3 separate regions of the Homo sapiens genome follow, and all the other regions are linked to region 2. The links are chromatin loops, found by intact Hi-C in ENCODE. Cell type or tissue: Caco-2. All regions are shown on one strand.

Evidence for each region. Peaks named below come from ENCODE experiments on the same cell type or tissue, not always from the same donor. Only the 100,000 strongest peaks of a DNase experiment are listed, where the experiment ranks them.
Region 1: a loop joins it to region 2, with 16 times the contacts of the local background. A loop is called at or near these places in 3 of 110 quality-filtered maps.
Region 3: it touches region 2 in a loop (29-fold over the local background); 7 of 110 quality-filtered maps call a loop at or near these places.

What each region holds. Positions count from the first base shown.
Region 1 is chr1:190,370,666-190,374,665 of GRCh38, forward strand. The region is part of intron 2 of BRINP3 (BMP/retinoic acid inducible neural specific 3); the gene reads right to left. Among named protein-coding and RNA genes, the nearest start is that of BRINP3, 110 kb to the right of the region's middle. In Caco-2, no CTCF peak of the experiment used is centred here; no DNase peak of the experiment used is centred here.
Region 2 is chr1:189,706,980-189,710,979 of GRCh38, forward strand. No RefSeq gene overlaps it. Among named protein-coding and RNA genes, the nearest start is that of LINC01701, 66 kb to the right of the region's middle. In Caco-2, no CTCF peak of the experiment used is centred here; a DNase peak (open chromatin) is centred at 1,863.
Region 3 is chr1:190,319,354-190,323,353 of GRCh38, forward strand. All of the region lies in intron 2 of BRINP3 (BMP/retinoic acid inducible neural specific 3), which reads right to left. Among named protein-coding and RNA genes, the nearest start is that of BRINP3, 160 kb to the right of the region's middle. In Caco-2, no CTCF peak of the experiment used is centred here; no DNase peak of the experiment used is centred here.

The DNA.
Region 1 (4,000 bases), 660 kb after region 2:
GTAAGGCAGGGCCTTCATGGCGAAGCCTGTGCCTCCTGCCACAGAACTAGAACCTGCCACTGACCTTTGCAGCTACTCTGATCCTGAGAGTAAGAGCCAAGCCTAGAGTGTTCACTTTTCTCTACATTCTCACTATCGCTAGATATTTTTCATCTTTTTGACAATAGACTGTCTAAGAGGTGTGAGGTAACATATCATTGTAGTTTTAATTTGTATTTTAATTAAATAATTTTAATTTAATAATTTTAATTTGATGATTAATAATGTCTCATGATCATTTTATCAAATACCTGTTGGTCATCTGGTTGTCTTCCTTTGAGAAATGTCTATTCAAGTTATTTGCCCATATTATTATTGAACTATTTGTTCAATTGCTATTGAATTGAATTCCTTATATATTTTCAATACTAGCCTCTTATCACATCTTTGGTTTGCAAATATTTTATCCAAATTTGTAGGTAGACTACTCACTCTGTTTCTTCTTTCCTTTGCTGTGCAAAAACATTTAGTTTGATGCAATCCCCTTTATGTATTTTTGTATTTGTTGCCTGTGTTTTGGCATAATTTCCAAAAAGTAATTGCCCAGATCAATGTTGCGGAGGCTTTCCTCTAAGTTTTCTTCTAGTAGTTTTAAAATTTCAATTGTTATGTACAAGTTTTTAATCCATTTTGAGTTGATTCCCATAGATGGTGTGATAAAAGGTTCTAATTTTATTCTGCTGCATGTGGATATCTAGTTTTACCAATATCATTAGTGAAGACACTGTCCTTTCCCCATTATATGTTCTTGGCACCTTTGTGAAAAATCAATTGACTGTATATTTGTAGGTTTCTTTCTGGATTTTCATTGCCTTTCCATTGGCCACTGCTTCTGTTTTTATGCCATTATCATGATGCTTTGATTACTATAGCTTTGCAGTATATTTTGAAGTCAGGTAGTGTGACGGCTACAGGGGTATTCTTTTTGCTCAATAGTTTTGACTAGTGTCTTTTATGGTTCCATATTAATTTTAGGATTAAGTTTTTCTAGTCCCTTGAGAAATGTTCTAAGAATTTTGATAAGGATTGCATTGAATCTATAAATCATGTTGAGTAGTATGGATATTGTTAAATTTAACGATATCAATTATTTTAATCCAGGGGCATCTGGCATAGGGGGCACAGCTCCTGAAGACATTCAGAGAGTCTCCGACCCCTATCACATCTCCACCTTGGAATATGAGGTCTGTACAACCAGTACTATTACCCCATGTCCGACATTCACGGTGACATAAGCTTCAGGGGCTTCCTCATAACCTCATCAATGTTAAAATGGCACAGGATGAAAACTTAGCTGCTTGAAAAATAGCTACTGGTTTTTCACAGTGAATACGAGCATTTTAGAGTAGTCTTTAGCTTCAGAAACCACTTCTCCAGGGCACAGTGGGAAGAGGTGAAAGACTGCAGGCCTGACAGGCTAAGAGAGGACACAACAGTAATCCAGACCTCACAGACATTAAGAATTCATTGAACCTGCAAGGCTGGAAGGGACCTCAGACGTCCTTCATTCTGTTGCCTTGCATTCTGCCTGCATTGCCTCTGCAACCTGTTGAACCAAGCTCAAAGCGAGTGACCATTTCCATGGGTGGATACCTCACTGATACAGATGCTCCACTAACACAGATATTTCACTGTATCCTGCAATGAACCATCCTGTCAGAAAGTCCTTCTTTGCTTACTGAGGGTGTTTACTGACTGCTGAGATAGTACACATCAGCTGGGTGATTATAGACAGAAACAGCAGCTTTGTGATGCTCAGGTTACAACCCCATATAGTTCCAGAAAGGTTCTGACTGTCACAAGATCAAGACATGCATAAGCTGGAAATAAATAAGAAAGTGCCTCTGTAACAAGAGGTGACTGCAGGTCTGTGTTAATGTACTTTCCCTTCAGCAATTGTTATTTAGTGGCTTATACCCTAGGTGTGCAGAAAAGATTGTGCCTGAACCATGTGACTACCATATTACCTTGTCATAATTCCCCTCTCTTCTAATCGTTTCTAAGGCAATTTCAGTTCAGTTCAGGAATTACACTAAAACAGACAGTTGTAAAGAACAGATAATAGTAAAACAATTTGAGAGTATATATTTTCATCTAAATTCTTTTTTATCACACAAGTTTAAATAAATGGACAAAAGTAACAAATGTTAAACAAATAGTTCACAGACAAAGCTCTGTAGTAATATCAACAAAAAATCTAAATAAAATATTAGAGAATAAATTCCAGGACCTCATTTAAAGAATATTGACTAACAGGGGTATATTCTAAGATAGCAGAATGTTTGTAAACATTACATATCTAAGACATTAAATATCCCCAAGACATTAAATAGCTGAGAAGAAAATTAGAATGATATCCTCCCTGGCCACTGAATATAATATGTTAAAATTCAACAATAATTATTGGTCTAAAAAACACTGAATAAAATTAAAATAGATATTTGGGAGGCCATGGTGGGTTGATCGCCTGAGGTCAGGAGTTCCAGATCAGCCTGGCTAACATGGCGAAACCCCGTTTCTACTAAAAATACAAAAATTAGCCAGGCGTGGTGGTGCATGCCTGTAATCCCAGCTACTCGGGAGGCTTAGGCAGGAGAATCTCTTGAACCCAGGAGGCGAAGGTTGCAGTGAGCCGAGATAGCGCCATTTCACTCCAGCCTGGGCAACAGAGTGATACTTTGTCTAAAAAAAATAAAATAAAGTAGATAATTCCTTAATTATATATATATATGTGTGTGTGTGTGTGTGTGTGTGTGTACATATATATGTATATATGTGTGTGTATATGTGTATATATATACACACACACATATTTATACCAATGATCTTCATTATTTGCAAATTCTACATTTGTGATTTTGCTTGCTGGATAGAATGGATAGAATATATTTCTAACTCCAAAACTAATAATGGCAGCCTTTTGTCAGTCATTCAAAGAACATCCACAGCAGAGCAAAAACACTTTGAGTTTTTGATGTCAACATTCCCAGTTGAGGCCTAACAAGGCATTTCTCTGTCTTTTTGCTTCAGCTCTTATACAGGGGGTGAGACAGGTGGAGGAGCAGTAGTATTAGTTTGCTGCAGAAGTAATTGTGGTTCGTGCAAAAGTAAAACAATTAAAAGTAATGGCAAAAACTGTGATTACTTTTGCACCAACCTAACAGCCTCTTGGACTATGCTACACTGCCTCCTACTGTCTATATTTGTATGAGCAGAGACAGTAGGAGGCAGTGTAGTGTAGCGTAGCCCAAGAAGCTATTACTGCTCTGGAGCCAATTGCACAGGGTTTGAATCCTAAAGTGGGTACACTTAGGGGCATGGTCTTAAGCAAGTCACTTAACACTTCTGAACCTCATTTTCTCTTTTAAAAAATAAAGCAAATATAATTTACCTGGAAGAATTGTTTTAGGGTTCAAGATTATAATCTATGTGAGATGTGTATGTACACATACATATGCACAAATTATACTAGGAACAATGGTTCAGTATTTGCTAAATCTCTATTTGTGAAGTTTATAGGACATAACATAATAAGAATCAATTGTACATAACACACACACATTTTGTGAAAAGAAATCTATCTGTCTGTCTGTCTCTCTGACTATCTGTCTATCTATCTATGTTTCAACCCAAAAATCATATAGATGACATGGGCTAATACTGGAAGCTTTATTGCTAAGTCAAGAACATGGAAGTATTATAATCACCATTATTATCCAACACAGTACTAGATGTTTTTACCAATTTAATTCGTCAAAAGAGAAATTAGAAGTGTAAACACTAAAAAGGAGGCATCAAAAATATCAATATTTGTGAATAATATGATTTAAACTTGGCAATTTCACTAGAGTAAACTGAAAAACTTATACAAACAATCAAAGAATTCAGTAAGGTAGTGGGGTGTGAAATTAAAACACAGAAATCAATAACCTTCATGTATAGACACAAAGACCCATAGAAG
Region 2 (4,000 bases):
GAGGCAGTTCTTCTGCAGAGAGAACCAGAAGGATGAAGAGGGGCATAATGAACAAAAAAAGAAACACCTCATTTAAATTAGAGATTGAATGTTTGTAAATGAATTGATCAGCAAGTAAATTAGAAGTTAAATTTAAAATAGATTTTCGAAAATATTTTTTCACTGTCACCAGAGAAAGGTACTGATGGAAAACAAATCATCTATGGAAAAACAAGATAAAATTAAAGAAATACCATTTAAAGCCATTTAAAGAAATACCACCATTGCTACAGTTTTTAGTTTTAATAATAGTTAAGTTTTATCTTATTGCAAACATATCTTGAAGACAATATAAAGTGTAAAAGGTTATAGACTTTTATTTCAATAATGGTAATCTGATCTATTAATTCAAACACCTGTAGTATTGGGTTGGCAGCAGTTGTATCAATTGTGAAACTTAAAAAAATAGCCAGACTAGGCTGGGCATGGTGGCTCACGCCTGTAATCCCAGCACTTCTGGAGACCGAGGCGGGAGGATCACGAGGTCACGAGATCGAGACCATCCTGGCTAACACGGTGAAACCCCGTCTCTACTAAAAATACAAAAAGAAAAAAAAAAATTAGCCAGGCGTGGTGGCGGGTGCCTGTAGTCCCAGCTACTCGGGAGGCTGAGGCAGGAGAATGGCGTGAACCCGGGAGGTGGAGCTTGCAGTGAGCCGAGATCGCGCCACTGCACTCCAGCCTGGGCGACAAAGCGAGACTCCGTCTCAAAGAAATAAAAAATTAAAAAAAAAAAACAGACTAAAATATAAAGACTTTATTCAAAAACACTACAGTTGACTATGGAACAACATGCGTTTGAACTGCACAAGTTCACTTATATGTGAATTTTTTTCGATAAAATTTATACCAAGTTTGCCTGCCTTTCTGGCCATTTCTGCCACCCTTGACACAGCAAGACCAACCACTCCTCTTCCTTTTCCTCAGTCTACTCATTGTGAAGACTATGAGGATAAAGACCTTATGATGCTCTAATTCCACTTAATGAATAATAAATATATATTCTCTGCCTTATAATTTTCTTAATAACATTGTCTTTCCTTTTCTTTTAGCTTTATTATAATAATACATTATATAACATAAATAACACACAAAATGAGTGTTAATCTATTGTTTGTTATCAGTAAGGCTTCCAGTCAACAGTAAGCTATCAGAAGTTAAGTTTTGAGAGATTTAAAAGTTATATGTGATGAGAGCAAAGATAGCCAATTAGTGCAGCCAGGAAGAGCCTCTCCCACCAAAAGACACCAAACCATCAAAACGAATGGGATGCTGTGAACAGATCTTTGGAAAGAAGGCACTGAAAATGGACAGAGGAAGGACACAGAACCCAGTCTGAAAGGTGAGGAAGCTGGGAACCCTGCACTGGTTTGCTGAGCACCAGGACTCACTTCTGTCCCTGAGCAGCTCCTAGGGAAGCATTGAGCGAAATAGGCATGGAGTGGCTCACTCTAGCCATGGACCTCCTGGATCCTAGCTGTAGGAGACCCCAGGACCCTCACAGCATCTGAGCTGGTAGGAAGAACTGTCTGGAGCATTGGCAGAGACAGGACTTCAGCCTGAGAAGCTCCCAGAAAGTTTGACATGGGAATGGCTGCAGTGGAGCACAGCCACAGGAACTCATCCCCTAAGGATCACTGTACTCCTCTAGGTGGCTCTAGCCATTTTTGGCTTCAGGATCTGGACAGAGTAAGGCTGTCTTGCCTCTGGGAAGGGGCCAGTATCATCTAAGTGCCCCTCTATCTGCTGGCCTTTCCCAGGGTTCCTGTCTGGCTACAGCTGCTTGCAGCACAGCTTCAGCTTGCTATAGCTCTTTGACCAGCAGATGTCACCTAACCATCAGAATGCTTTTGCAGATGAACCCCAGCCAGTGTGCACTCACATGCAGCCTCCTCCACTGCCCAGCACATACTCACCCACAGTCTTCCCCACCGGGCGTGCCTTCACTCGCAGCCTCCTTGCTAGACCTCACCAATGTTCATGCATGTTTGGATGCCCTACTATCCCTCCAGAGTGCTTTTGCCAGCAGCCCCCATCATGTTGTTGCTAGCAAACTGGGAACACCTCAGCTCCTCCAGGACAGCAGGTGCTTAAACTCAAGAGGCAAGAGAGCAAAGCTACGTGCCTTTTCCCAGCCCTCCAGCATTACAGCACATAGCCCAGGAGTGCTGAACTGAGTTTTGCTCCCCCGCCCAAAAGCGTCCAGAAATGAAGACAATTGACTGTAATTGGTATAACCCAAGTTATACCACAGTCAAACCCTCAAGGGCACCAAAGAATATAAAGCAAAAAAAAAAGCTTCATCCAAAAGGGAGCAACTTGAAAGATTTAAAGGAACATCAACCCACACAGATGAGAAAGAACTAGTACAAGAACTCTGGCAACTCTAAAAGCCAGAGTGGCTTCTTATTTCCAAACAAGAGCACAGGCTCCCCAGCAGTGGTTCTTAATCAGAGTGAAATGGCTGAAAAGACATAGAATTCAGGATCTGGATGGCAAAGAAATTCATTGAAATACAGGAGAAAGTTGAAATCCAATACAAGGAACAGAGTAAAAGTATTTAATAGTTGAAAGATGACATAGCCATTGTAAGAAAGAAAGCAGAATTATAGCCCTTTTAAGAAAAAAGCAAACTGAACTTCTGGAGATAAAAAATTCACTACAGGAATTTCAGGATGCAATTGGAAGCATTTATAAGAGAATGGACAAAGCTGAGGAAAGAATCACAAAGCTCTAGGAATATTCCTTCAAATAAACACCATCAGGCAAAAATAAAGAGAAAAATTTTAAAAATGAACGAAACCGCTGAGAAATATTGGATTATGTAAACAGACCAAAACTGTGATTCATTGACAGTCCTAAAAGAGATGGAGAGAGGGCAAGTAACTTGAAAAACATATTTGAACATATTGTTCATAAAAATTTCCCCAGCCTTGCTGAAGAGGTCAACATGAAAATTCAGAAAACTCAGCGAACCCCTGCAAGGTACTAGACAAGATGACCATCCTCAAGAAACAGAGTTATCAGATTCTTCAAAGTCAATGCCAAGATAAATAAATAAATAAATAAATAAATAAATAAATAAACCTACCTAAAGGCAGCTATGGAGGAGGGGCAGGTGACATGCAAAAAGAACAACATTAAGCTAACAGCAGATATTTCAGCAGAAAAGACTGAGGACCTTTATTCACCATCCTAAAAGAAAAGACATTCCAACCAAGAATGTCATGTCCCACCAAACTAAGTTTCATAAGCAAAGGATAAATAAAATCCTTTTCATAGAAGCAAATGCTAAGGAAATGTGTTACCATCAGGCCAGCCTTATAAGAGGTCTTAAGGGAGTGCTAACTATGGGGATAAAGACTGGTACCTGCCACTATAAAAACACTGGAATGGGGAGCCCACTGACACTACAAAACAATGATACAATCAATCCTACACAACAAACAGCTAAAAACATGGTAACAGGATATAATCCCAGCATATGAACATTAATCTTCAATGTAAATGGGCTAAATGCTGCACTGAAAAGACACAGAGTGCTAAGTTGGAAAAAGAAGCAAGACCTAACTATACACTGTCTTCAAGAGACCCATCTCACATGCAGTGACACACATAGGCTCAAAGGAAAGCAATGAAGAAACATCTATCAAATAAAAGGAAAACAAAAAAGAGCGGAAGTAGCTGTGCTTATTTCAGACAAAGCAAACTTTAAGCCAACAACAATCGAAAAGGACAAAGAAGGGCATTAAATACTAATAAAGGGTTCAATTAAACAAGAAGACTTAACTATCCTAGATATATATGCACCCAACACAGGATCCACCAGATTCATAAAACAAGACCTCAAGGACCTATGAAGAGACTTAGATTACCACAAAATAATATTGGGATAATTTGACACTACACTGACAGTGTTAGATAGATCATCAAGGCAGAATACTAACAAAGATATTCTGGA
Region 3 (4,000 bases), 610 kb after region 2:
TTCCTGTGTTATAGCTCTTATCCCAAAGTTGTTGTTGTGTTTTTGTTTTAAATTACTTCCCTGTTTCCATTATTAGAGAATAGGCTTCTGTATTAGTTCATTCTTGCACTGATATAAAGAAACATTTGAGGCTGGGTAATTTATATAAAAAATAGGTTTAATTGGCTCACTGTTCCACAGGCTGTACAGAAAGCATGATGGCTTCTGCTTCTTGGGAGGCATCAAAAAGCTTCAAATCATGGTGGAAGGCAAAGGGAGAGCCAGCATGTCTTACATGGCCCGAGCAAGAGCAAGAGATTGAGGGAAGAGGTGCCACAGCTTTTAAACAACCAGATCTAATTAGAACTCACTATCACAACAACAGCACCAAGGGGGATGATGTGTGTCAAACCATGAGAAACTACCCCCTTGATCCAATCACCTCCCAGCAGACCCCACCTCCAGCATTGGGGATTACATTTAACATGGGATTTGGATGGGGACAAAGATCCAAATCCTATCAGCTTCCTAGTAAGTGCTATATTGTATTTATCTTTGCACATTTGACGCCTAGCACTAAATCTATCACTTATAAAGATGTCATTTTTAAATTTTAAAAATAGAAAATGGAATAAAGAATATTCTATAAGTTTTTTGTTTAAATTTTGATCTTTGTGATATACGTGTGTGTGTGTGTGTAAATGTATGTGCTCACTTAACTTGGTGGATAGGTTCTTGGTAACTTTGACTTTAAGCAATACAATGTATAATAATGAAACAAATTTTAACACAGGGTGATTGATATACACAGGGTTAACTTCCTACAGTATATTTCTGGTCATAAAAACACCACCAAACTTCCAAATAAATACCCAAAACACTCCTAATATTAAACACTGAAATAAATATCATCTATGCATACAGGTAAGAAAGATTAATAATAAATAAGATAATTATTTACTCGATTTTTAGTGAACCAGTGAGTGATGGTAGTTGTAATTGTGGTGAGTTAAATCAAGTGAAGTTTACACAATGAACATTGTTAGGAGACCCTCCTACCACTACACAGTTCAAAAGCAAACAATTACTAATAGGAGATCCCACTGGGCACTTTTATACCACATTGCTTATTGTTGTGCATTTGTATAATTATCGTATACTTCATGAATATTTGTTTTATAACAATTTGTATTTATTCATTCATTCATTCATTTTCTAACTCACTTATTCCTATTTAGGGTGGTGGGTGGCCAGAGACCATCACAACAGCTCAGGGCACAAGATAAGAACCAGCCCTGGACAGGACACCATTCCATCACAGGTCATAGTCACTCCCACCCCCCAACACACACACACACACTCACTCACTCATACTGGGACCATTTAGGCAGGCCAGTGAACCTAATGTGCATATCTTTGGGGTGTGGGAGGAAACTGAATTACCTAGATAAAACCCATGCAGATATGAGCATGTACATACATGCTCATGATATGAGAACGTACAAACTCCACACAGACAGTGGCCCTGGCCAAAAATTGATTTTGTTAATCATCAACATTTTCATGAAACAATATTATCTGATGTCCTGCTGTGTGTGTGTTTGTATATATGTATATATGTTATATATATATACACACACACACACGTATGTATATGTCTGTATATACGCACATTTCCAGATTAAAATGGAGTTTTATAATAAATAATCCTTTAAAATAAGAGACAGATGTTAAGAAAAATAATGAATGATCTTACATTTTTTATGCTGTATAGGGGCAGGGCCAGACTAGTTAGTTAGGCAACACGACCCTACCATCTAGTGGTCAGAACACTGAAGAATAGAGTTGAGTCAGCAGACAGGGAAGAATTAATCAAAGCTAATCTCTACCATAAATCCAATACCCAATAGCATGCATCAGAAATGGAAAGAATTCATTACCACTCTATTTATTATCCTGAACTGAACACATAACTGTAATTTGAATTAAGTTAAAAATCATATACCTCCTAAAGTACCATTCATGTATGTTTCTAATTCTCTTCGATAACTATTTATAAACCATGCATAAAAGAGGAAGCAAAGGGAGAAATATTTTGAACATGAAGTGAAAATTATAAGATTCTGATTTATAGAAATAAAAATGAGACTTCTATATATTTCAAAAATTTTTTAAAGTTTGTAGAACCAAGTCAATGTAATAAATGTTTTATTAAGTAATAAAATTAGCCAAAAGGTCTCTTGATTAGGAAACAACAAAAGCTTTTCAGTTTCACTGGCTTTATATTTTGACTGATTAAACAAATTTGGGTATTATTTACTCATCATCATTATTCATTAATTGACGTTTTATTATCTTTGCTTTGGAAACATCATGATGGCAAAGAATCGCCTCAATGTATTTGTTTTTGAAAATTATTATACTGCATATTTTCATCTGAAGTTGATAGAACAGGTAATATTTAAATATAGTTGGTTTTTACCTTGTGGTATGCAAACCTCACACCATTTGGAAAAATGGTTGCTCAACATAACAAGAAGTAGTCTTTGTTTTAAAAATGATGTTGTTGTTCATGTTACATGCAAGAAAAAGTATAAGCCTACAATTATTAAGTGAGTTTTCTCTAAAATTAATGAAATGATTTTTAAAACTATTGAAATATATATAAGATTTTTTCATAAATCTATTTTTATATATGTGTGCATATATATGTGTGCATATATATATGATTATTTCTCATACATATATGGGAAATAATAGTATTTTAAATGAAAGGTAGTTCATATAATAAACCAAGAGATTACATATAATGGATCAAAAAGCTGAAGAATATGGTATTTCCAGTAAATACAGTAGTTGATCCTAAAAATTTGTTTTGCACCTTATCTCTAGAGACAAGTTCAGGAAGGGGCTGGGAAATGAGAAGAAGATAAAGTCCTGATAGGTTTGTGCATCTGAGAAGAAAACCAGTTCTTTGTCTTTAAATACAGTCCAAAAATATTACAAGGCCTGAGGATTGCTTTGCTCTCAGTTTTGCCTGAGAACAAAATAATAGTCTGCACCCTGTGTTAAGACCGGTAGGCCTAAATGTGCTCCACAGAGATGTAGAATATTTCTCACTTGTGACAGAACACCATGGATTGCGTATACACATGATTGAGTACACAGACAGACCTGAAGAAAAAGTGCGGCTGAGAAACGGGAATATCCTAGAATATTCATCACCTAAGACAGGGTAGTGATGAAGACATTGCAAAGGCCGTGAACTTGAATAAAAAATGAATCCGAGGACCAGAAATGGTTTGACAAACCCTTGCCAAAGCCAACATGTCAATCTTCCCAACATACTTCTCAGAAAGGATGGAGGAATCTTGAATTAGGGAATTTACATGTCTACCATCCAACCAAATAGATATGCATATAAATATTAAATTTTCTAATAAATATAAAGTTACATTCCTTTTAGTTCTACACTGTATGATTTTTAACCAAATCACCATCATCATCATTATCAATGTTCTGAGTACTCATTAAGTTTCAAGCAGTAATGATTTCCTTCACATTAATTATCTCGTTTAATTTGATCAGCTCTTTTAAAGAGCGGGTGATGCAACTCACATTTTTACACATTCAAAGCGCAGAAGGATTATGTAACTTGACCATATTGTACTTTGAGGATTCAAGGTCTTAACTGGGGTTGTATTAATTCAAAGTGTAGGCTACACCAAAAGCTTCTTATTTAAAATATAAATTAGTTATGGGTGTCTGGGTTCTCTACCAATTGAAGTATATGCATAAATAATAGGCTATCATATGATAGTGACATCTTTCACATACCTGGTCTAGGTAGTGCAAATTTAATAAGGAACAAATAAGGAGAAAAGTGATTTCCACCACAAATTTATATGTTAAGTTGTCAAATTTTTATTATTATAATTTTTCTTGTTAGCATAACTGGATAGACAATAGAGAGGTTACTGGGTCTGCTTTTTCTCAGTCTCAAAAAATGTTGCATACCAAA